2 separate regions of the Homo sapiens genome follow, and region 2 is linked to region 1. A link is a loop called in an ENCODE intact Hi-C map of the cell type or tissue named here. Cell type or tissue: ascending aorta. All regions are shown on one strand. Links, peaks and the distances in the headings refer to the core of each region. The heading gives the core; the rest is flanking DNA.

What was found. A loop is a pair of places that touch in the nucleus more often than their neighbours do. Peaks named below come from ENCODE experiments on the same cell type or tissue, not always from the same donor. Only the 100,000 strongest peaks of a DNase experiment are listed, where the experiment ranks them.
Region 2: a loop joins it to region 1, with 4 times the contacts of the local background. A loop is called at or near these places in 3 of 110 quality-filtered maps.

What each region holds. Positions count from the first base shown.
Region 1 is chr7:134,684,328-134,694,827 of GRCh38, forward strand. All of the region lies in intron 1 of LOC124901750 (a long non-coding RNA gene), which reads right to left. Among named protein-coding and RNA genes, the nearest start is that of BPGM, 43 kb to the left of the region's middle. In ascending aorta, for the core only: CTCF peaks have their summits at 2,704 (motif pointing right) and 5,850; DNase peaks (open chromatin) are centred at 6,640, 7,864, 7,974, 9,164 and 2 weaker places; H3K4me3 peaks cover 3,985 bases; H3K27ac peaks cover 4,907 bases.
Region 2 is chr7:134,981,036-134,991,535 of GRCh38, forward strand. AGBL3 (AGBL carboxypeptidase 3) reads left to right here and starts at 5,473. Exons shown (of 17, transcript NM_178563.4): 1 at 5,473-5,666; 2 at 6,840-6,961; 3 at 8,215-8,275. The coding sequence starts at 6,899. RefSeq lists enhancers at 5,375-5,674, 5,685-5,824, 5,905-6,164, 10,414-10,463. In ascending aorta, for the core only: a CTCF peak has its summit at 5,709 (motif pointing left); a DNase peak (open chromatin) is centred at 5,466; H3K4me3 peaks cover 2,936 bases; H3K27ac peaks cover 1,473 bases.

The DNA.
Region 1 (10,500 bases), core at 1,606-9,605:
TTGTGAGAATGGAAGTTGCTCTGGGTGAGTCAGTGAGCGAGTAGTGAGTGAGTGTGAAGGCTTAGGACATTACTGTACACTACAGTAGACTTCATAAACACTATACCCTTTGTCTACACTAAATTTATTTAAAAAATTTTCTTCAATAATAAATTAACCTTAGCTTACTGTAACTTTTAAAAAGTTTTTAATATTTCAAAACCTTTTGACTTTTGTAATAACACATTAAAACAGAAACCTTATTTAACCATATGAAAATATTTTCTTTATGTCATTATAAGTTTCTTTCTTTCTTTTTTTTTTTTTTTTTTTTGAGACGGAGTTTCGCTGTTTCTCCCAGGCTGGAAGTGCAGTAGTGCGATCTTGGCTCACTGCAGCCTCTACCTCCTGGGTTCAAGTGACCCTCCTGCCTCAGCTCCCGAGTAACTGGAATTACAGGCGCACCACACCATGCCTGGCTAATCTTTTGTATTTTTAGTAGAGACGGGGTTTCACCATGTTGCCCAGGCTGGTCTCGAACTCATGGACTCAAGTGATCCGCCCGCCTTGGCCTCCCAAAGTGCTGGGATTACAGGTGTGAGCTACCACGCCCAGCTATAAGCTTCTTCCTATAAAATTTTTTATTTTTTACCTTTTAAACTTTCTTGTTAAAAGCTAAGACACAAATACCACATTAGCCCAGGCCTACACAGGATCAGGATCATCAGTGTCACTGTCTTCCGCCTCCACATCTTGTCCCACTGGAGGGTCTTCAGGGGCACTAACATGCATGGAGCTGTCATCTCCCATGTTAACAATGCCTTCTTCTAGAATACTACCTGAAGGATTTGCCTGAGGCTGTCTTACAGTTAACTAATATTTTTAATAAATAGAAGGAGTATATTCTAAAACGATAAGAAAAAGTATAGTATAGTAAATACAAAAAACACTATCATTTATTATCATTTTCAGGTATTACATACTGTACATCCTTGTATGTGCTATACTTTTGTATGACTGGCAGTGCAGTAGGTTTGTTTACACCAGCATCACCACAAACACATGAGTAATGGCTCATGCTAGGACCTTAGGATGGCTATAAGTCACTGCACAACAGGAATTTTTCAGCCCCATTATAATCTTACATCGTATATGCAGTCCGCTGTTGACCAAAACAGCACATGACTGAGGCACATGACTGTACAGTAAATGTCATAGCTGATGAATTGAGGAAATGATTTGTAATGTTGTATTATTCTACTATCATCTCAGCATTTCTGTAGGTTTGAAATTTTTTTAAAAAACTAGAAAAAATAAAGTGACAGAGGAAAAAATTGGTAAGTTTAACAATGTTGTGTTTAGTATAGTCATTAAAACATGTCTTATTCAGAGTGAGGTGCCTGGTTTTTTTGACTTTTTATTCTTGAAACCTCAGTCTTTGTTAAGTAAGAGAAAGATAAGAGAAAGCCTTCTTCTTTTCTTCTTTTTTTTTTCTGTCTTTTGAGACAGGGTCTTGCTTTGTCGCCCAGGCTGGAGTGCAATGGTGTGATCTTGGTTCACTGCGACCTCTGCCCCCCCAGGTTCAAGCAATTCTTGTGCCTCAGCCTCCCGAGTAGCTGGGATTACAGGTGCCCGCCACCATGCTTGGCTAATCTTTGTATTTTTATTAGAGATGGAGTTTCACCATGTTGACCAGGCTGGTCTCAAACTCCTGACCTCAAGTGATTCGCCCGCCTCAGCCTCCCAAAGTGCTGGGATTACAGGCATGAGCCACCACACCTGGCCCAAGAGAAAGACTTCTTAAGTCTGTATTATCTTGTCAAGAAACAAATTGTATACTTATTTTATTTCTATTATCTTTGAGGCTACAGCTTGCATCAGACCAGCAATGAGCTTGTGTGCTGAAACAACAAATCTGAAACACGATTATGACTGCCATCACCTTGCAGTTAACCAATAGTAATGGAATTCCTTTCTGGATCACGAGGTCAAGAGTTCAAGACTAGCCTGACCAACATGGTGAGACCCTGTCTCTACTAAAAATACAAAAATTAGCTGGGCGTGGTGGCACGTGCCTGTAATCCCAGCTACTCAGGAGGCTGAGGCAGGAGAATCACTTGAACCCGGGAGATGGAGGTTGCAGTGAGCCAAGATCACGCCACTGAACTCCTGTCTGGGCAACAGAGTGAAACTCCATCACAAAAAAAAAAAAAAAAAAAAAATTCTCGTGAACTTAACCCTAACCACACAGTATTGAAGAGGGAATGTCTGCCCAACCACACTGCTTTGTATCTGCCTGAGAGGAAAATTCTCTGGATGTCGTGTTGAACTGGATGGGGAATCAGACAGAGCTGGAGTTTGTATTAGTCAGATTAATTGCATAAAATCTACCCTTAGTGGGAAGACTCTTAGGAGTAATTGAACCTAGACCTTGACATATGTAACCTCTGAAGCAGAGGGGCAAAGGCCAACACATAGCTCTGCAACACAATTGAGGCTATGTAATCCATCCCGACACTCATTCTGTAGAATACTCATTAGAATTCTCCAGACCTAAGGCCGCTGGCCATAGGTTAGCTAGTCAGTATTTTTATCTCTGAGGATGCCTGCTAGGATCCTGGGATTGGATTGCAGGGAATGTTACTTGTAGCTGGAATTCCAGGTACTCTCCCAGGAGTCTTGGTATTTTATATCGTTTTTAAAATCTTTGTTTCTGTACGTAGACACTGGGGGTCAGTATTTATTCATAAATGCCTCTGGATATTTATGACAAAAGATTGTTTCTAAAGAGGCTTGGAATTCCTTCCTCGGTGCGACTTCTTTCCCTGATTATTAACTATAGAGTTTACCCTATGTAACCATAAAATGTAAATATAAACATCATAGATGTCCATGGATCAGAATATGGGAAAGGGGCAGGCAGTTTTCCATCTAAAATACGAATGAATACCAAGTACTCGTTTGTTTCTAGACACTTGTTTGGCAATGTTGGTCCCACCAGTGCACCCAGATGTCTAGCCAGCATCTTGACAATCACCCTTGACTTTTCTTCTTCTGATGGTTATGAAGTCCTGCTGATTCCGTCACCTCTTACCTTGCAAATTCATCCCCTCTCCATCCCCACTGTTCTGCCTTGAGTTAAGCCCTCATCTTTTCTCTTTCAACATTTCAGCAGCCTTCTAGCTGATCCCCTTGCTTCCGCTTTTACTCTCCTCTAGTCCTCTCCAGACAGTCGTCAGGGTAATTCTTCAGACCTTCAGAGGTCCAGCACCCCTCCTAGGCTCTGCCTTTGCACCCGCTGTCCCCTTGGCCTTGAACTACCCTCCATCACCCACCCCACCTTGCCCTCTTTTCATTGCCTGCCTAATATCTGCTCATCTTTCAGGGTTCGTAACAGTCTCCTGTGGAGCCCTGTGATCGACTCTTGCTGGATCTGGCTTGTTCACTTGTCTGTTCGCTTCACTGGCAGGAGAACTGAATGGATTTAAGTCTGGGTGCCAGCCAAAGTCATGCAAACTTAAACTCCAGAATTCCCTAGAATTATCCACTTGGGGGGCCAAACTGCCCACTGTTTTAGATTTGTTCTTTAAAATATTTCTCGCAGCTGGGTTTTTGTTTTCTTTTTTTCTTCCTATTTTTTTTTTTCTTTTGGAGACAGAGTTTCACACTTGTCGCCCAGACTGGAGTGCAATGGCACAATGGCACGATCTCAGGTAACGGCACCCTCCACCTCCCAGGTTCAAGTGATTCTCCTGCCTCAGCCTCCCAAGTAACTGGGGTTACAGGCACGCACCACCATGCCCAGCTAATTTTTTGTATTTTTAGTAGAGACAGGGTTTCACCATGTCGGCCAGGCTGGTCTCGAACTCCTGACCTCAGGTGATCCACCCGCCTCGGCCTCCCAAAGTGCTGGGATTACAGGTGTAAACCACTGTGCCTGGCCTAAAATATTTCTCCTGGCTGGCATTTGATCTGACCTGTCTGTTCTCTGCGGCTGTCTTCCTACCATGCCAATACATGGAAGCAGAGGTGGAAATCCTACCACTGCCGGACAGGAAGGCAGGTGAGGCTAAGTAGCCTGTCAGCACCGAGCCCTTCTCCATAGGCAGCTGCTATAATGGTACAGAAACAGGTTACTTATGGAGTTGCAACCTGTTTTTAACCTGTAATTATAGAGTTAAATATAACCATATAAACATCTTGAAAATAAGTGGGAAAGATTCCCTAATGTTCCCATCCTAAGAACTATTTTATTTCTTTCTTTCTATATGCATGTTTCACTTAGACATATTCTTGATTTATATTCATATTTTATTCTTGTCTTTATCATAAGGATTTCTCCATGTTGTATAGACTTCAAACAATTTTACTCCATGGCTGAACACTGTTGCATCATTTGGATAGAACTTAAATGTCCAACAGGAAAAAAAAATTAGGTGCTTTCAATGTTTTGCTGTAAGTAATGTCTAAATATTTAAAAACTCAACCAAGCTAATAAACTGCTATATAAAATATGTTTTGTATATTTTTTATGCCTTGAAAAATATACCTTTATAACAAAAAGTACTTTAAAATATATAAAGCCATTTTATATGACTAAAAGCCACCACGCATCATCAAGGATGGTGATGACAGTCTTCTCTGAAAAGGTTTCATATATATTGAACTTTGAATGATTTTGTGTGTGTTTGCGTAAGTGTGTGTGTGTACCTGTACATGCGCTCCAGGCTGAAGAAGTAACAAGTGCAATAGTCCTGAGACAGAAGAGAGTGTTTAGGCAACAGATAATAGGTAAGGTCAGTGTAACCTGAACAACTTGAAGAAGGTGTTTAGGCAACAGACAACAGCTAAGGTCAGTAGTGAAGGCTGAAGTGGTGTAGGATGGGATTGGGGAGGTAGGCAGAAGCCAAATTGAGCCATGGTAGGGTGAACGGAAGACAGGAAAGGTCTTCCAAGCCAAAGAGTAGCCCAGTAGCCCATGCCCTCATTGCCACTGAAGAGCTTCTGCCATCTGAGCATGTAATCTCTCCAAGACAACATTTACGTTCTTGTGTAAACATAGATCATTGTGTAGCATAATCTCTATAAGAATTGTAATTCCTATCATATTTAAAAAGAGAGTAACAAGGAGACTTCAGTGTTTCTAAATGCACCCCTTCTGAAAGCATTTAAATCTTGATTTTAAATTTTATCATTTAGCTACAATGAATAAGCTCCCCTGGGTCATTCTCTAATGGCAATTTAAGCCAGGTCTTGGATCTTGTTTAATCCTCACAATAATATTCTGAGGTGAACATTTTTATTATATTCATCTTACAGATGAGCCTCACAAAACCTGAGTAGCAAGACACAGTCGCAAAGCTAGTATATAGCTGCAGCAAGATTCAAATCCAAGTTGACCTAACTCCAAAGCCCACGCTCTTGGCCACTGTCCCATACTGTTTTTAGTTTAATTTTTTTTTTTTTTGAGACAGAGTCTCGCTCTGTCACCCAGGCTGGAGTATAGTGGCTTGATCTCAACTCACTGCAACCTCCACCTCCTGGGTTCAAGCTATTCTCCTGCCTCAGCCTCCTGAGTAGCTGGGATTACAGGCGTGTGCCACCACACCAGGCTAATTTTTTGTAATTTTAGTAGAGACGGGGTTTCACCGTGTTAGCCAGTATGGTCTCGATCTCCTGACCTCGTGATCCATCTGCCTTGGCCTCCCAAAGTGCTGGGATTACAGGCGTGAGCCCACCGCGTGCCTGGCTGAAAAAAATTTTTAATTAAAATACCCATCCAAAATTGGTCAAAGAATAAAGTGGTTCAATGAAGCTACAGTGAGCAAGTTTCATTTTCATTCTCTGAAAGAGTAACATGGTGCCACACCAGTTCAACAGGACACCGAGTGGAGCTAGAGAGCTTAGATTTTTTTTCCACACAAAATTTAAGTGTGTGCTTTTGAAAGTGGGAGAAATAGGCGTTTGCTTTCCTTCTTTTCTTAAACTGTCTGCTTTGGTATTTGGAGAATTCAGAGCTTGTATATTAAAGCCTAACTGAACTATATAAATACACACATAGGAAGAGGAGAACAAGACATTTTATTTGCAGAAAATAAAACAAAGCAAAAAATTGTGTTTTCTTTAGCATGGAGTATTAAAAGCCATAGAGCTCCAGCCTTCGAAAGCTATCAGTGCCAGGGCCTTCCATTAAAAACTGTAAAGACCAGTCTAGCTAGTCTAAACAGAAAAGGAATTTGTTAAAGGATATTGGGTGGCTCACAGACTCTTTGGGAAAGCCAAGAGAGTTAAGCTTGGAAAGCCAGTCAGCTGAGAACAAGACTCAGTGAACAGTGTGAGATGGTTCCAGCAAGGACAATGGCCCTGCCGCTGGGCACAGACACTGCCCTCCTGCTGGAACATCTGCTGCTGCTAGCCCACTTGGCAATGGTCAGAGCGATTGCAGAAGTGGCTACAAATCCCTGTCCTCCTCTGTCCATCCACGCTCCCTTACAGGGAACTTTGAATGTCCTCCCAGCTGATTCTGGGCTCAGCTGCTGGGCCGACTTCATTCCTTTTTTCTGCGTGTGAGTTCAAAGTCAATACCAGATGGATTGTGAGCACGGACAGGAATGCTTTCCTGCACTGAGAAATACCTACTTCTCCCCATTGCCAGGCCCTTGGCTCCCACAGCTGTGGCTGTGTCTGCACACACAGGGCCTTTGTGTAGTCTGAATATGCCAGTTCCCACAAACCTCCAGCTGCGATTCCCTTTTTACCAACCATTCCCATCTAAGGAGTCAAAGGACGAATCACATTGCAAGGGACAATGGGTGTACAGGCTTGCTGAGAGAGCTTGCTTCAAATCCATGAGATGAAGAGACTCATGGGCAGTACGAGGCCATGGAGGCACTGCTGTTTTGGCAAAGAATGCTGGTCGTGACCACTTCCTTCTCTTTATTCTTCCTCAGAGTTCAACACTGGCCTTGCCCAAGTACCATGCTGAGAACTGGACCTCAGGAACTCCGACACACACGCCCTTTTCAGAAATTTGTAATTTCATCATTTCTTGACCAAATGACTCCAACCACAGAAAGGCACAAATTTTCCATTGGGATTTATTCTGCCCTCCCCTTTGGTGGGTATACTTTTTCTCTTTCTTGCTTTTGAAACCCCACTCATTATGTGAAGTATAGGTTTTTCAAACTGATTTTAAAGTAAACTTGTTATTAAATATACACATCGTGTCTTTCTGTCTTCCTAACTCCACTTTATAGATTTGAGAATTGAGACACAGAACAGTCTATGGCTCAGAAAAGCTAAATTCAATTTTTATTTGGCCTACGGGCCCTAATCTGGGCTTTGAAGTCTAAAGATCTAGAATTACCCACCGTCTTCCTACCCTCAGTCTGGTCAGACTCCGATGCATAAAGCTGGGAACCTCACTCCCCAAGCACCGGCAATCCAAGACTTCCCGTTTCTGGTTGCAATTGCAGGCTAGTAAATTTGGAGCACAGGATGGAACTATTTCTAGTACAGGCAAATAATTTGTAATAATTAAGAAGTATGAAGTTAATGAAAAGCAATTAACCCCATGGCAAGTTCGGCCATAAATTTTACTCCCAAAGTGAACGCATGATGCAGGTATGAGCCTTGATTTCAGATAAAGAAAAGAATGCAGAGCTATTATTAAATACAAAGTAAAACAACATGAAAAATGCCAGAAGATATAAAGAATGCAAGTAGGAGCCTGGGGGCAGAGGGAGGGAAGAGCTAAGAGAAGGCGGGGGCGGGAGGCGGTGGGGTGGGGGGGTGCGGTGGTGGAGGATGAAGGGAAGGGGAGACTGTTCCAGGGAGCTATGCCAATCTGATGCGGTCTCCAGGCTGGCTGATGCTGAGTGGAAGGGACGACAGAGCTTCCTCCTCCCCCAAGAGACCTGAACCTGGACTTCTACAGGCACCATTGAGCCCCCTCAGCCTCCCCACCCCACCCCTCACCCACCACAGGGAGGAGTCACATGGTGTTCCCCTTTTAAAGCAAGATTTAAAGAATTACTCCTCATTTCCTGGAACACTTGAGACCACAGAGGAGTTGGCAGAGGCAGAGGAAAATCAAGATTTTTGGTAGAATAGGAAAGGGGCCAAAGAGGAGGGTGCCATCATGGCCCTTGTGTCTTTCCCTACCAGGCAGAATCCTGGCAAAAGGCGTGGAGGGGCTTATCAGGCAGGCTGTGGTTGAAAAACCAACAAAGGATGCTTCAAGTTCTACTCATAGGTCCCGATGACTAGGGAGGGATTTCTGCCTTTAAAAGATCAAAACAGGATTTGCTGTTAAGCCACCTGAGGTGCAGCTTGAATTAACACCTAATATGATCACCAGGTCTTCCCCAACCACTGAGAAAAAGCATCTTCCCTTGTTTCTGTCATGGATGTTCGAAATTCCTTTAATAAAAAGTCTTTACTGGAATCATTAGAGATAAAATTTTAACAGCACATACCACTAAGGAACAGAGAATTCTGAAGACATTTACTCACAATGGAAAAGTAGTCAGTCAATGGAGGTTCCAGTAAACTTATTGGTGGCGGATTCCTCCTTGATTTGACAGTGAGAAAAGGGCTAAAGAGGAGGAGGAACTGTCTTTTTTAAGAAAGACCTGGAAAACTAAGTTATTGACTAGTTGATGGTGCCAAGGGCTGGCCTTTTTTATCTTCAGCTGGGGTAGAGGAGAGAGAACAGTCCACCTGCAAGCTGGGTGTGAAGCTATCTTGTCGCGTTGGGCTGTTGGAGATAAATAACCTTGTGTATGCTTTTGTGGACGTTTTGGTGCTTTCTTTTGTAATGCTTTTTTTAAAAAAAAAGTGTTACTGGAGCATCCTCTAGCATCGTTATTTGAGACGTATGTGTATAATGAGACACTTGGCAGCACGAGCGAATGAAGTGGAAGGGGACTGGGCACGAGGCGCTCAAGGTTTGGATTCTACCCCAGGCTCTGCTACCAACTGGCTGAATGACCTGCAGCCCATTACTTCATCTCTGAGACTTAATTCCCCAAAGCAGTGGCTCTAAATTAAGGTTTTCTTCTTTCTAAATCACAACCCTGTCTTTGAAAGCAGAGCTGCCCTGTGGAAATGAAGGAGGGGCCCCAGGACTCTGCCATTCAGCTCCCCACATCCTCCCCCTGTGTATGTGGTGCGTCATCAGAACCCTGGGCTGATTTGAACTGCACTGGCTCAGATGATGACTAAACACCCCTCCAGGTCATCAAAGAGTAGCTGCAGTTGGAGGAGCATCACTGACCACTTTGGGAAGCTGGCAGTCCTGTTTCAGTATGTGGCACAGGTCCCGTGAGCCTTATTCCGCGCTTGGGTTGCACATGGCAGCGAGGGAGCTGATGGGCTTTAGGTTCCCCCAGGGCGTGGATAATTTCTTTCTTGGCTGCGTGAGCTGCTGAAGGCATGGAAGTTCTAGGAATTTTTATTAAGAATTCTTTGATTAAGAATAGCTTCTAATCATTACATCCTCTACTAACAATCACATAACTTCCTGACTTCCAGTTCAGGTCCTCCTTGCTAGCCTAGGCTGCCTCTTGTTCTTTTCTATCTCTGCCATCCCACTGGAGCCTGAGAATAAATATTGTTTGACACTCTATGTCACAGATGACTTAAATGGTCAGAATAAACATGTCTCCTGTATTCTCTAAGTGGAGGTATCACCCTTCCACCTCCTATTCCCATCAGATACAAGAGAGAACAAAGAGGAAACTGTGATCTTCTCCTATACCTGCTATTAAATTACTGAGTAGCCTTGGAGATACTTATGTCGAGCAACTTTTCAGTGCCCCTATGTCCCTTCTGTTGGCAAAAAGCCTTTACTGAGCACCTACTCTTGGGGAAAGCAAATTATTAAGCACTAGATGGAATAAGAAGTGACATAAAAAATGAGAAGTAATGAAACTGCTTCTTTAAGCCTCCATAAAAATTAGAGTCAGGTCCAAAGCCACACCACACACAGGAGGGAAGCCCTAGAGACTCGTAAGCCTGGGAGTGGGGTGAGAAAATTGCATTTGGGCAAAATGGTCCTGCAAAAAATATGTAGGGAATCAGAGAAGACGAAACTCAAAACAAGGCCAACCATCTGAGTGCTGTAGAATCAACACTAGGAGAGCTGAGGACCCGGTCCTGGCATTACATCTCTCCCCCAGGAGAGGCAGCACCGAGCAATGGGAAGAATTGGGCCTAGGGGCTGAGGACTGAGAGACCCCAGGGGCTGGCACAAGTTCTGCACTCAACTTCCTGACAACAGGCTCTACGATAAGGAGGAGAGCCTCGTGGTCTTTGAGCACTCCCTGGTACTTACAGTCTATAATTCCCTCCGTCATCAGCCTTTTTTAAAGAAAATAAACTTAATGTCCTCAGAAGAGTCACAAAGCCACTCGGCATCCTTCCTTTCATTCTCTGCATGCATTTTCATTTGTCCCCAGATTCTTCTGGTCATCTTCCATGTTGATGGTTAAAAGTCATCAGAGCAGTCCCTGGTGGTGC
Region 2 (10,500 bases), core at 1,461-9,460, 300 kb after region 1:
AAAAACCCTAAAAGAAAACCTAGGCAATACCATTCAGGACATAGCCATGGGCAAGGACTTCATGACTAAAACACCAAAAGCAATGGCAACAAAAGCCAAAATAGACAAATGGGATCTAATTAAACTAAAGAGCTTCTGCAAAGTGAAAAAAACTACCATCAGAGTGAACAGGCAACCTACAGAATGGGAGAAAATTTTTGCAATCTAGTCATCTGACAAAGGGCTAATATCCAGAATCTACAAAGAACTTAAACAAATTTATAAGAAAAAAATCAAACAACCCCATCAAAAAGTGGGTGAAGGATATGAACAGACACTTCTCAAAAGAAGACATTTACGCAGCCAACAGACACATGAAAAAATGCTCATCATCACTGGTCATCAGAGAAATGCAAATCAAACCACAGTGAGATACCATCTCATACCAGTTAGAATGGCGATCATTAAAAAATCAGGAAACAACAGGGGCTGGAGAGGATGTGGAGAAATAGGAACACTTTTACACTGTTGGTGGGACTGTAAACTAGTTCAACCATTGTGGAAGTCAATGTGGCGATTCCTCAGGGATCTAGAATTAGAAATACCATTTGACCCAGAGATCCCATTATTGGGTATACACCCAAAGGATTATACATCATGCTACTATAAAAACACATGCACACATATGTTTATTGTGGCACTATCTACAAGAGCAAAGACTTGGAATCAACCCAGATGTCCATCAATGATAGACTGGATTAAGAAAATATGGCACATATACACCATGGAATACTATGCAGCCATAAAAAAGAATGAGTTCATGTCCTTTGTGGGTACATGGATGAAGCTGGAAACCATCATTCTGAGCAAATTATCGCAAGGACAGAAAACCGAACACCACATGTTCTCACTCATAGATGGGAATTGAACAATGAGAACACTTGGACACTGGGCGGGGAACATCACACACTGGGGCCTATCCTGGGGTGGGGGGAGGAGGGAGAGATGGCATTAACAGAAATACCTATTGTAAATGACCAGTTAATGGGTGCAGCACATCAACATGGCACAGGTATACATGTGTAACAAACCTGCACGTTGTGCACATGTACCCTTGAACTTGAAGTATAATTTAAAAAAATGAACTTCTTAATGCCAAATCGAATGCCAAATACCAGAAGCAAATCTCAAATATCAAAATGATACTGTTTTAGTAGCTGAAAAGTTACCAACTCTAGCCAACATGCCCTCAGCCGGAAAGGGAATTTCACCATTGCACAGTTAGGGCAGTTTTTTGGGGGAAAAAAGACAATTTCATGTTTGTTGTCATGGGATTTCACACTGAGTCTCGGAACCATTCGTTCTCTTTTGAGATGATTTATCCTATCTATTATCTGTTGAGCAGGCAGGAGGCATTCTTACTAACTCATTTCCAAATACTAAGGGCAACGATAGCTTCACTGTAGCCCCCAAATACAGACAATTAATTCTGCCAATGACAAAGTAATTAGAAAAGACATCATCAAGTGAATGATGCTTAAGCTGAGTGTTGGCTAGTTGACTGGCTGAGACAGATCTCAAGATTTGAGCTTGGGAACAGTTTAAGAGGTTTGGCCCTGTATTAGGTCATCCTAGACCCAGATAGTATGAAGAAGGCCAAGATAATTACTAGACTATCCCAGGCTTCCCAGGCCCTACTATGGCTTCCTCAGTCGAATTACAAGACCTCTAAGGTCACTTGACTACTGAGTTCTATGATGTCATAAGTAACTGATTGCGCTAGTCACTTCATATACTCATTTAAGCCCCTCTCAATTGTCAACCTAAATAACAGAGACAGGCTCTCTAAAAGATGTTTATTTGGGAATGGAACATTGCAATGGGAATATGCATGTCATAGTAAACTATGTGTGTAGTCAGGGAGGTAAAGGAAGATAAAGATTTTTAAAAGAAAAAAAGGAAGATTACATACTGGTTTTTTAAATGATTACCCTTAGCCACAAAGATCAATAACAAGAGTGATGCCAGTCTGAGGTTAGCCAGGCAGTTGCTTAGCCAATGTCCTTGTAGAAGTATCTTTTGTGTAAGGTTATGATGGCCCTTGTGTAACGTTATGGTTGTTATGGAGTCTTTTTCATTATCAAGCAAACAAATGTGAGGACTCTTCTTTCATGGCCTTCCCCAGCTCTGTTTGTCAGAGTTTTCTTAACTTTCATGACTCTATTTTCATTCTGATCAAAATGATATAATTCCACAAAATTATACTCCTAACACAACTTATCTTTGGCCATCCTGCTGAAACGAACTTTCTTCCTGATTCCCACACAAGTAATTGTGCTTTTTGGCACAGTTGGCACTTAGAGTTTTGGTTGTCTTTTCCTCTTTTCTTACTCTATTTTTTATTATATTGCCTTTTAGACTGCAGTCTTAGAGTAAACTCACACACACACACAAAAAAGGAGAAAAAGTTGCCACAAGGGTAAAGCTGTCTTCCCAAAAGGCAGAAGCTGTCTATAGAAGGAACATGTCCAGTAACTTTCTTTGGTGAGATTATAGGGAAGGGGAACAAAAATTCAGACAAAGTCCTTGGTAGAAGTTTATTCTAGGCCTTACTTCCAATATTAACTTAAAGACAAAGAATTTCATTTCCAGTACATAGTACTGTCTTTAATAGGAGAGTAAGTTAAAAAGAAAGAGTTAAAAAAAAAAAGCAGAAGCTTAATCAAACCATTTCAATTTTACTTGGGGAAGAAAAAAATCCCTGTGAAATCTCATACCTTAAAATGATACTGATTCCAGCTAAGCTTTGGCTAAACAGTACTGCTTAGTATACAGCTGATCCCTGAAAAATACGAGTCTGAACTATGTAGGTCCAAGTATACAGGGATTTTCTTCCACCTCTGCCACCCCTGAGACAGCAACTCCACTACACTCCAACCTGGGTAACAGAGCTGTCTTTAAAAAGAAAAAAATTGTTAATAAAATAACCCTTCCTCTTCCTCTTCTTCCTCCTCTTCCTCAGCCTACTCAATGTGAAGACAAGGATGAAGACCATTATGATGAATGACTTACATTTAATGAATACACTTTCTCTTCCTTATAACTTTCTTAATAACATTTCATCTTACTTTGTTGTAAGAATACAGTATATAACACATATAACATACAAAATATGTGCTAATCAACTGTTTATGTCATCAGTAAGGGTTCCAGTCAACAGTAGGCTCTCAGTAGTTAAGTTTCTGGGGAGTCAAAAGTTATATGCAGATTTTCAACTATGTAGAGGACGATACCCCTAACCCCCGAGTTGTTCAAGGCTCAACTGTAGTTCATAACACAGACTTCTCAGTCTATGTACTTGCTGCTTACCCTGCCTGGCAGAGTCTCCCCCTAAGACATCCTACAGTTCATCCCTCTGCTCAAATGCCCCCTAGCCAGAGAGGCCTTCCCTGGCCATTCCATCTAAAAGAGTAACCTAGCAAGGCCCCCCACTCCCAGCATCCCCTATTCTTTTTTTTCCCCCCTACTTGATTTCTCTCCATAGCGGTTATTGTCTGAGTGATATCATTTTTATTATCATCATTGGTTTGTTTGATTACTCCCACCAGAACATAACCTCCACAATAAATGTCTGGTTTTTTTCCTTGCAATAGTGAACTGTCCCTAGTAGGCAGCAGCCATCCAGTGAATTTGTTATACCAAGGCATGAGGATCTCTTGGGACCAGTAGTTTGAGTCTGCAGTGAGCTATGATTGTGCCTCTACACCCCAACCTGGGTGACAGAGCTGTCTTTAAAAAGAAAAAAGTTGTTAATAAAATAATGAATGAATATCATTTTCAAAGTTTTGCCAAGTTCCTAAGTTTTTGGCCAGGCACGGTGACTCACACCTGTAATCCCAGTACTTTGGGAGGCTGAGGTAGACGGATCACTTGACACCAGGAGTTTGAGACCACACTGGCCAACATGGTGACACCACGTCTCTACTAAAAAATACAAAAATTAGTGGTGGCACGTGCCTGTAGTCCCAGCTAGTCAGGATGCATGAGAATCACCTGAACCCCAAAGGCAGAGGTTGCAGTGAGCTGAGATTGCACCACAGCACTCCAGCCTGGGCGACAGAGCAAGTGAGATTCTGTCTCAAAAAAAAAAAAAAAATCCTAAGTTTTTAAAATTATGCATTAAGATCATTTTTCTTCCCATGGACTACTTGGTATGTGATAATATAACTATTTGGACTAAAAATCACGAGACTTAAGTCTCTCAGCCCTGCCATTAATTTCTTATATAACCTGGTTAGACCATTTCTCAGTTTTACCTTGTACAGCTGACATCCTATGGCTTGCAGCCATGACTAAAATCCAACAGAAAAACAGATTACATAAATAAAGATTTCTCTGTGCATGTCACCTTTAGTGATTTATGTATGGCATAAAACAAGCTTCAACTATAAGAGCTACTTTTCAAGAGGTTGATCTAAGATATACTCTATTAATATTCTCTGGCCAAGGTCTAATCTGGAAGGTTCATACTTTTAAACTGCTGACCTCAAAAACACCTATTTTCAGATACTTACAAAATACAAAGAGATTATGTTAACCCATTTCCATGCTTAAGCCATAGTGCTTTGCCCTTTATTCTACTTTCAAACTTGCTACCATTTATTATCTCCATTTCTACAATATCACGAATCTCATGACATATAACGCTTTGTGAAAAGTGTTTATTTACATTCTTATATCATCAAAATCTAGACTTTTTTTCAGCTGTACTTGGAAAACTTTTCCAAATAGATTACCTTACCCTGTAGAGCTAAAGATGAGGGAAAAAATCAATATGGGATGTTCATGAATAACGTCTGTTAACTAAATGAGACTACATATAGTGATTTGCAGTCATCAGGAAAACAGTGTTAAATATGCTAGCTGACGATTGCTATAAAGAATCTCTGAGCTGATAATTTTGAGAATTCACCCTAGTTCATCTATGACTCTCCATTTAGTATTTAAGGAGAAAAGCCTCATTTTCCAGAATCGAATAAGCGAATTAATCGCACAATTGTGTAGAATGGAACTCAGTCTGTAAAAAATCAAGACCAACGTACTTTTTAATATTCTAACATCTCCAAGTAGTAGTTACAAGTATTGTACCCATGAAGTCCAGGTAATTAATTTGTTCAATGTCACACTGTTAAAAGTCAGGTGGGCTCCAAAGCACAGTCCTAACCAGCATGCTCTACTGCCTCCTCTGAGGCAACAGCCGAAGTGCAGACCACTGGGAATAAATAGCTGCCCGGTCTTCCCCACTCCTAAATTCTCCCGACAGACCCCAAAGCCTCTCTGAGAGCCTCTCTGACCGCCCTGCGGCCCACCCCGAGTTCCCGGCATCCTCTGGGATCCCTCTTCCTGGAGCCAAAACCTACGCAGGCTCCTTTCCTCCGAGCTGGTTGCTAGGTGATCTCCGAAGGCTGTCCGAAGTCTCGCGAGGGCGGACCCGTTGCCTGATGACGAGAGTTGGGAGTGTGGCTGGGGCTGCGGATCTCCAGCAGTGGCGTTACTTCTAGCGGCTGGATACCGGGTTCTCCGCGAGATCGCGAGATCCCGAGATATTCTCCCCGCACGGAAGCGACGACTGGCCTGGCCAGAGGACTCGCGTGGGAGCGAGGTGCCGGCCCCGACAGGACGGTGAGGTATGCAGAAGTAAGGCGGGGCGCCCCCTGCGGGAAGCGAGCGCGCCCCGGAAAATGAGCGCCTCCCCACACCAAGGTGTCCAGGAGTGAGTGCGGGAAGGAACTCGGCCGCCCGGAGTTGTGGCCTCATCGTGCTTCCCGCCAAAAACGCCTTGGTACTGTCGGGACGCGGCTAAGCGTGGACGCGCCCGCATCTGCCCCTCCTCCGCAGTGGTGGAAGACACCCGCGGAGCGCCGGTGGATAAGGGCCGTTTCCTGAGACCAGAGCTGTATCCGCAGCAGGTCAGCACTTCGTGCGCCCTGTGTGCACCTGTAAGGAATGGAATTTAGGCCAGTCGGATTTTCCAAATGTGGAGTTGTGATGCCCAGGCAGAAACTTCAGTTTCTTAGGACTGAAGGTGTCATCTATGAGACAGTCGGTTCCGTGGCATTGGCAGTGATTTGCCATAGAGCTTGGACTTAACTTATATGTAGTCCACGCTCCAAAACACGCTTCCTGTAGAGAGGGGCGTAAACTAATAGATTTGAAATTGTCGAGTCCTTTGGTCTCTCAAGAACGATGGGAACTTGACAAGAAATTTCGATTATTCCCTGGTCTTGATATTACCCACATGGGAAGATACTTGCATAGAATGGTAATGGTCATTACCAATACAACCTTCTGGTAGCTATTTAGATTTCTAAGAATAAGAATAATATAAATGAATATTAGAACAGACAGTATCTACAGAATAATAATCAAAATGTAAAGTCTTGTCACTTGAACTTTTGGTCAAGTGAAAATCAAGGAGAAAACTTAAAATTATATTGCTACATTTCAGTAAGTGACTATAATTTTTAAATTCATTATCTTTTAATGCCTCAGGATCATTCTGAACTTGCTGTGTAGTATTTAATTGTAAATATAAAATGTGAATGATTTGGCTGTATACTCTGGAAATTCCTTTTAATTAAATGATTTGCTTGATTTGTCTTATTGTGGTTGTTGTCTCGTATAGTCATGGAAAATTCCTTTAACTCTTTGAAATTGAAGGTTTTATTAGTTGTATTCTAATTAGTTTTTAGAGAAGACTGTTGTGACTGTTAAATACAATTGAATATATTTTTGAGTACTCATTTAATGTAGTAAACACCTACAGCTTGAAAAGAAAAGCTGTCATATAATTTCCTTAGAAATTGTTTTACAGCCTACCCGTATATTACAAGAAATCTCAAGTCAAACACTGGAAAAGATGTCAGAAGATTCAGAAAAGGAAGACTATTCAGACAGAACAATCAGTGATGAAGATGAATCGGTATGTTTTTCTCAACTTTATTTTACTTGGAGATAAAATTTGTATTATATAAATCCCCAATTAAAATATTATAAAATCAATTGGATATAAAAATCAATTGGATGTTTAAATTATTGTCATTGAAGTTGGGAAATAATTTGGCTGAAAAAGCTAAGCTATCACTGGGAACACTATGCCCTGTCTAGAAAGAGAAACTATATTTGTATTTTTTTTGAGAAAATATTTTAGCTAAGATTCTTCTAGGTTTTATTAAAATTTGTATATGAAATTATTAGTAGGGTTTTAGTTTTAGGATTGATGTCCACTTATTTTCTTCTATGTGCTGATTGGATTGTGTTACATCGTAGTATGAATCATAGTAGAACCACCGTGTTCTAACCTTATTGTGTATCACCATAACAGTTTATTGTGGCTCTGATGTCATAAAGGAAGAGACATGGAAGAAGAAAAAGGGGGAAAAACGTAGTATTTAAAATTCTTTAGTCTTTTTCTACTACATAGGCTGCGAGATTTCCTTCAAATTTTATTAAAGTATAAATTATGTATGTAAACTAATGTCCCGAAATAAGCTCTTAAAGCTTACTTTAGCTATTTAAAGGATTTATGGCTTTCTGTGTTTTTCTTTTTGTTAATTTAATTTTTTTTTTTTTCTTGAGCCAGAGTTTGAGATCGCTCTTGTTGCTCAAGCTGGAGTGCAATGGCGCGATCTCGGCTCACTGCAACCTCTGCCTCCTGGGTTCAAACGATTCTGCCTCAGCCACCCGAGTAGCTGGGATTACAGGCATGTGCCACCATGCCTGGCTAATTTTTTTTGTATTTTTAGTAGAAACGGGGTTTCACCATGTTAGCCAGGCTGGTCTCAAACTTCTGACCTCAGGTGATCCACCCGCCTTGGCCTCCCAAAGTGCTGGGATTACAGGCATGAGCCGCCACGCCCGGCCAATTTTATTCTTAATTTAAATAGTTTTCCCGGGTTTATCAAGAATCTTTAAACTTTATTCCTTCCATAAAGTCATTATTATGACCACACCCAGTGGAAGAGGAGGAATGAAAGATGCAAACTTTAAGGTTTCAGGATATTTGAAGTGTTGGGTGCATTGAGACCAGTAGCTGATAATAATCCTTTAATTTTCTCGTTTATTAAAGGTTAAAGACATATACTCAATCCCAAGTACTAAAATAGATGTAAAAAAATTCTGGATTTGAAAACTGTTGGTTTTTAAAAGAGAAATATTTTTAAATTCTTATTTTAGGATGAGGATATGTTCATGAAATTTGTAAGTGAAGATCTTCATCGGTGTGCACTTTTAACAGGTTTGAACCTATTCATATAGTTTTTGTTTAGCATAAAACTTTGAATGGATAAAAAAGAAGATGAGGAAACTAAAAAGTCAGATTGAATAATATAGGGAATGATTATTCTAGTAGATTGTGAAAGAGAACTGTATCTACTTGCAGAGTTCAAACTTTTCAGGTTTGTTTTAGGTAAGCCTATTTTATATTAGAAAATAATAAATGAAAGTGGTGATTATCTTATATTTAACATAAGGATTTACCTTGTCATTTGTTTAAATGTATTGACTGTATGACTCAAGTTATAACGGACAGATTATGTTAGAAGTACATCTTCATTTAAACGAAGTACATTGTCTAAAGAGTCTCATTAATAAAGTCATTCATTTGCAACTGAACATGTGTGTGGACATCTTGATGTATACTTAATTTTTAAAGATTTATACTTAGAATTGTACTTTCAAACTCTAAGATATCTCTACTAAATATTTACATATGTGTCACAAATACTCTGAAATTGGAGTTAAGGCCTTTATCTTTTTTTTTTTCTTTTGTCTTTTGCCACCATCCTAAAATAAATCTTCCTGTTTGAAATAACCACCATTCTTAGTTTGGTGTGTATCATTCTAGAACTTCTTTGCATATACACATATCTATACCCATAGGCATAGAAATTTTATAGTACTGTTTTGTGGACATTTCCCTGCTACCCTTTTCTGTTTTTTAAATTTTGCCAAGCTATTAGAAAACAGGAGATAACTCACTCCTTTAACTAGCATTTCTGGGATTGCTAGAAAAATTGAGAATTACTTCTATAGGCTTATTATCTACTCATATTCTTAGTTGGTCTGAATTGCCCATTTATACTAATCCCTTTATGTTGCTTCCTTTGTTTAGAACATTACCAAAAGCAAGATGTAAAACATTTAATCACCCCTAAGTGTTCCTGTGTCTCTGCAGTAGATCCTCTCCTTCCAGGCTTCACCCCTGGCTCCAGGCAACCAGTGATTTGCGTTCCCTCCCCTATATTTGGCTTTTCTAGAATTTCACAAAACAGAATCATACATTTTGTGTTTTCTGTCTTCTTTCATTTAGCATAATACTCTTGAGATTTATCCATGTTGTTGCATATATCAGTAGTTCCTTTTTATTGTTGAGAGGTATTCCATTATGTGAATAGATCAAAATTTCTCCATTTAGCCATCCATTCATGCTCATTTAAATTATTTTCAGTTTGGGGCTGTAACAAATAAAGCTCCTATGAATATTTTTGTACAAGTCCTTGTGTGAACATGTTTTTGTTTCTCATGGGTAAATCCCTAGGAATAGTATTATTGGGTTATATGCTAACTATATACTGTATGAGAAACTGTATCTGTTTTCTAAAGTGGCTATATCCTTTTGCATTCCCAGCAATGTGTTATTTCTTCGCCAATAATTCTTAGGTTTTAATTCAGTACAAGTGTGCTTTTCCCTTACCTCATGGAGCATAATTGTAATGACTCCTTTAAAGTTCTTGTCTGATAGTTTTAACATCTGGGTTATCTTGATGTTAACATTTGTTGATTGCCTTTTGCCCTGAGAACTGGTCCTACTCCTGGTTTTCCATTATTCATGCTATGCTGTGTAGATTCTGGGTCAGTGTATTTCTTCTAGCAGGCAATCAATCCAGTTAGGTTGAAGCAATAAGTTCTGGTGCCCCTTCTGTGGATAATTCAGATCTCAGTTCTGATCTGTAAGCCTTTGCTATGCTTATTTGGTTCTTTCCCATGCCAGTGTAGTTCAGGGGTTTTGAGACTTGTATAGATGGTTCAAAGTCCTGTTTAGTTCTCTTAAGTTTTCCTTGTATTGGTTTGGGACTATCTTGCACATGTGTAATTCAGGGATTGAGCTGAGACATTTGTGTGTGGGTGGGGGGGGGGTTGGTTAAAATTTCAGTTAAGTTTTCATAGTCTCTGAGAGTGTGTCTGCTTGCATAGCTCAGGGATTAGGATGAGACTTTTGTGCACTCATACACAGGATTAGGAGATACCTTTCTCTGGTTGCTTTCTTCCCTTCAGATTCCCTCCACACTGTAAGGACCCCTTTTCCTGGGTCTTCTGTTAAGAAAGACTGGGTTTCTGATTTGGAGAAGGAATTTTTTTTGTTTGTTTTCTTGTATGTGTACATATTGTCATTTCTTAGTCTAGGCCAGAATTTCTCAACCTCTACACTACTGACCACCCCACCATGTTCTCCCATGACAT